2 separate regions of the Homo sapiens genome follow, and region 2 is linked to region 1. A link is an interaction called in ENCODE POLR2A ChIA-PET data of the cell type or tissue named here. Cell type or tissue: GM12878. All regions are shown on one strand.

The links. Peaks named below come from ENCODE experiments on the same cell type or tissue, not always from the same donor. Only the 100,000 strongest peaks of a DNase experiment are listed, where the experiment ranks them.
Region 2: POLR2A ChIA-PET joins it to region 1 with 5 read pairs; 2 of 35 experiments call an interaction of 5 or more read pairs at or near these places.

Annotation. Positions count from the first base shown.
Region 1 is chr17:73,205,558-73,208,057 of GRCh38, forward strand. It overlaps COG1 (component of oligomeric golgi complex 1), which reads left to right. Exons shown (of 14, transcript NM_018714.3): 10 at 1-123; 11 at 597-705; 12 at 1,151-1,260; 13 at 1,624-1,699. VCF1 (VCP nuclear cofactor family member 1) reads right to left here. Exons shown (of 4, transcript NM_001098832.2): 4 at 1,808-2,500. Among named protein-coding and RNA genes, the nearest start is that of COG1, 14 kb to the left of the region's middle. In GM12878, no CTCF peak of the experiment used is centred here; no DNase peak of the experiment used is centred here.
Region 2 is chr17:72,511,233-72,513,732 of GRCh38, forward strand. All of the region lies in intron 1 of LINC00673 (long intergenic non-protein coding RNA 673), which reads right to left. Among named protein-coding and RNA genes, the nearest start is that of LINC00673, 80 kb to the right of the region's middle. In GM12878, no CTCF peak of the experiment used is centred here; a DNase peak (open chromatin) is centred at 1,527; H3K27ac peaks cover 563 bases.

The sequences.
Region 1 (2,500 bases):
AGGTGCATTTCCAGTCACCCAGAACCGGGCGCTGCAGCTGCTTTATGATCTGCGTTACCTCAACATTGTTCTGACAGCCAAGGGTGACGAGGTGAAGAGTGGCCGGAGCAAGCCAGACTCCAGGTGTCGTATCCTCTAGGGAGCTATGTCAAGGCGGTCTCTTCCAAAAGCAAATAGTCCCTTTGCTGGGAAGCCACCAGAGTCAGCCTGTTATACTGCACATTCATTGTGTTTGTTTTGAACAGTAAGTGCTCATATTGCCAGCAAGTTAAATAATGGCCGCCTGCTGGATAAATGCAATGGTCAAGTGAAATAGGTGGACTCTTATTCCCCTCTCTTCTGAGTCAGCCTAGCAGCTGCTGAGTATCATTTGAGCCCTTAGTGCCCTCCTTATAGACAGAACGGGGGAAAGGGTGGACTTCACTTAGACATCATGCTTGAGGGTGACTTAAGCACTATCATCAGTGACAAACGTACTAAGCCAGCAACTAAGTAGAATAAAACCCAACTCCAAGATTTCTACAGCAGTAGGATATCATAAGATTGTTTTTGATCCTAAAAAATGTGGACAGTAATGATCCTAATCCTTTTCTCAGAATTGAGAAAGTGACTGACCACCTGGAAGCCCTCATTGATCCATTTGACCTGGACGTTTTCACGCCACACCTCAACAGCAACCTTCATCGCCTGGTGCAGCGAACTTCTGTGAGTCAAATCAAAAACATGCTTAGTGCGAACGAAGCGATACAGGCTCAAATAACAAAATTAACCTGCTCAAGCACGTAATACTCCAGGATGCAGCATAGGGAGGGGAATAAGACACAAATAGCCGAGTGTAGTTATAAGGACTGAAAGAGGATTAGATAAAATCTCACACACTGAGGCAACCAAGATTTGGCCCCTTAAGTTGTAAATAAGGATTATTACAGTTTTATCCAGGCCTCAGAAAGAGGAATAAAAACTCCCTGCCTCTCAGATTCTGACCTGTGGGCAGTGATAAAAAGTAATCGTGAAGCATAAATGCACTCAGAACATTCCCCAAAATGACAGTTAGAAATACGGTAGCGATGGGTGACTAACCTTTTTTTTTTTTTTTTTGCCTTTCTTTTACCTGCACAATGAAACCTCTGCTCCACCTCTTGTCTGCCAGGTTCTGTTTGGATTGGTGACTGGTACAGAGAATCAGCTCGCCCCCCGGAGCAGTACGTTCAACTCCCAAGAACCCCATAACATCCTGCCACTGGCATCCAGTCAGATCAGGTAAAGGCTGCCAAGAGGCTTCTGCGGGGCACTTCGGGAGGCCAAGGTGGACGGATCACGTCAGGAGATCGAGACCATCCTGGCTAACATGGTGAAACCCTGTCTCTACTAAAAAAAATACAAAAAATTAGCTGGCCTGGTGGCAGGTGCCTATAGTCCCAGCTATTCAGGAGGCTGAGGCAGGAGAATGGCGTGAACCCAGGAGGCGGAGCTTGCAGTGAGCCGAGATTGCGCCACTGCACTCCAGCCTGGGCGACAGAACGAGACTCTGTCTCAAAAAAAAAAAAAAAAAAAAAATGAGGCTTCTGCTGGGCCCCAGAGCTGCCTGTTTGTGCTACTAAATTCTTTCCTCTTGTTTTGGAGGTTTGGACTTCTCCCACTGAGCATGACAAGCACTCGAAAGGCTAAATCAACCAGAAACATCGAAACAAAAGCTCAGGTTGGTGCCAAGAGCAAGAGGCTCATCCGTGGATGGGTCCCCACCTCCCACCGAGCCACCCATGATCAGCTCCCTTTTAAATAACTGATTAAGAACTGAATGACAAAATGCACTAATGCTGCTTTTAATGGCGGCGCAATAGAGAAGTACAAGGTTTTACTAGCTTGAGCTACTAGAAGGTGTAAAAGATGCCCGCTGACACTACCAAGTAGCCTCTTAATAGAAATGTAGAAAATATACAGGACAGGGTGGAGATGAGCTCTTGAATTTAGTAGGGTGAAAGAGTTAACTGCCAACCCGGCACTATCATTGTACTTGTTTGGAGAAAATCTGTTTTGTTCTGGTGATGATGGTTTTATCTTCCCTTTTAGTTGGGTGGGAAGTAACAGAAAATTTGTTTCCCCAAAAGTTTGACATTTTCTTGTTAATACACGTTTCATTTCAGTACGATGCCAACTGTTAAGCCTGCAGGAATCCTCCTGGGTATTTCTGAATTGTGCTGTGTGCATGTGTGTTTGAAAGCTCAAACAGCTTGTCTTCTTACAGCATCGAGTTGTTTGCTTTATTGTTAGACACAATATTAGCAGTGTATCCTTTCCGTATTCCCTACCATCGAACCCATTAAGATCTAAAATCCTTGTCAAGTATCTGGCTTTAAAAGTTGGGAGATGGTAGTTTAAAAAAAAAAAAAGCTCTTGCAAAAACCATCCAGTCCCTAAGCATGGGCTATGTTGCAGCCTCTTCCAGAACAGTTTCCACTGCAGTGATCTTTCAGTTCTGCCCACATTAGGTTAGCAGGCT
Region 2 (2,500 bases), 690 kb before region 1:
TCAAATCATCATGTTGCATACCATGAATACATAAATACAATTTTTATTAGTCAGCTGCACCTCAATAAAGCTGCAGAGACAAAAAAACAAAAGAGACGCTTTCTCTTGTTAGCTGATGGAGTATTGCGTTAAGTACAGGAGGAGCAAGTTACTGCAAAGAGAAACGAAAGCCTTGAAAACCAAAGCACTGTTATTTCCGCGTGTATCTTCCAGGGTGAAGCAAGCACATTTCTGTGAATGGGAGCTTTTTTAGACCTATTTGGAGATCTGTAAAATTTAGGTGATTCAACCTACCAACCTTAAATTGAAACCCAAGCCATTACAAGATCAGACTGTAGCGTTCTGAAGGAGTGTGTAAGTGTACGTATGTGGGCTTTGTCATGAAGCAGAATTTGAGAAAAGGGACCACACTGATGTGAGGCTTTACCAAAGCCCCGCGCTATAAGCAATACTCCAACAGTGTTGTGTGTGTTTGTTTTCTTTTAATTGGGAATAGTTATGCATACTCTGTAAGCACAAACTGTAAAAGAGGGAGGTTATACGAATAGACTTCCCTACTGTAAATAAAACACACTGTTGGGATCAAGTAAAACTTGCAACAAATTAAGCCTGACATTTAGGAATAACCATGGTGTAATTGAGCTACATAGAAATCCAACATAAAAGACAAACTTCCTAAGGAGGTGACTCAAGCCACACCTCTGGGGGCAGATAGTGGGAGGTGAGAGGGGACAGGGAAAGTAGCGAAGTCCCTGGAAGTCCTTCAGGAGGCTGAATCAGAGAGGCTTCAGCCAGGGCTCAAAGGCAGGCAGTGTGGATCCAGAATGCCACTCCTTGCTGTGTCGGAGGATTAAACAGAGTCATGTGATGCCTATTCTCAGGCCCAGAGGTGGCTTGGGAGCACCTGCTGGAAGGACAAGGTCGAGATCCTCAAATGTCCCCTTCTCTTGGTCTCCAGGTCATTGAACTTAGAGGAGTCACTGAGGGACAGCCACACTCCTCCTCCTTTAAAAACCACAAGCTGCCTTGCTACCTTCACATCACCTGTAATGCCCTCCAATTATATATTTATTTCATTTTAAAGAAAATATCAGCCAGGCACAGTGGCTCACGCCTGTAATCCCAGCACTTTGGGAGGCCAGGGCAGGCAGATCACTTGAGTTCAGGAGTTCAAGACCAGCCTGGCCAACATGGCGAATCCCTGTCTCTACTAAAACTACAAAAATTAACCGTGCATGGTGGCATGCGCCTGTAATCCCAGCTACCTGAAAGGCTGAGGCCAGAGAATTGCTTGAACCTGGGAGGTGGAAGTTGCAGTGAACCCAGATCAAGCCACTGCACTCCAGCCTGGGCGATACAGCGAGACTCCGTCCCCCTGACCAAAAAAAGAAAAAGAAAATATCTGTAAGAAAGCTGGAGTGCTTTCAATTTCTCACAACTTGATTGGGTTGGTTCTCTGTCTACTTTCCTAGCTGGGACTAATCACTGAAGCACCCAGGGTTATTTACATGAACACCAGCTTCTAGAAAACTCTGCCCCTCCTCCCTTAGGAGGCTCTCAGGTTCCCCTGCTGCATAGACCTGGGGCAGCCACCACATTTCCCATACCCTAGAGAAGAAAGAACAAAGGGCCATTTGCAACACGGGACACTTCAGGAGGGAAATCCAGGGGTGGCCTCAACCACTAAAGTAACATGAGAGCTCGATGCTCCCTAAAGAGCCCAGCAGAGGGGGGCAAGGAGAGTCACGGAAGTGGGTGGGTACCCCGTCCAAAGGCTGGTTCACAGTTTGCCCTGGCCCCTCCATCCTCCCACCAGAAGACAAGAGGATTGCTTTCACTCCTGGGTCATTCCTGCCAGCCCTCCCTACTGTGCCTACCTGGAGGTGGGCAGTGAGAGGGACAGGGTGGGAAAGCCTTGGCCCCAAGAGACTCTGGGCAGGGCCCTGGATGGACCACCCAAGCCATCCTGCTGCAGCAAACAGATGGTGTGGGCCGCCTGGGGACCGTGAAGTGCACTGCTCAGCTCTTATTCCCGAGAGGGATGTCTGTGTTCACAGGGCCTTATTCTACACACACCCAGCCTAGCAGCAGCTGGAGTCTACTAGGTGGCAAAAAAGTTAGCCATAAGAGTTTGGGGTCATTCATTCATTCACATCTTCAACATTTTTTTTTTTTTGAGACAGGATCTCACTCTGTCTCCCAGGCTGGAAGGCAGTGGCACAATCTCGGCTCACTGCAGCTGTGACCTCCTGGGCTCAAGCAATCCTCCCACCTCAGCCTCATTTTTTTTTTCTTTTTTTTTGAGATGGAGTCTCACTCTTGTTGCCCAGGCTGGAGTGCAGTGGTGCAATCTCGGCTCACTGCAAGCTCTGCCTCCCGGGTTCACGCCATTCTCCTGCCTCAGCCTCCCTAGTAGCTGGGACTACAGGCGCCCGCCACCACGTCTGGCTAATTTTTTGTATTTTTAGTAGAGACAGGGTTTCACCATGTTAGCCAGGAT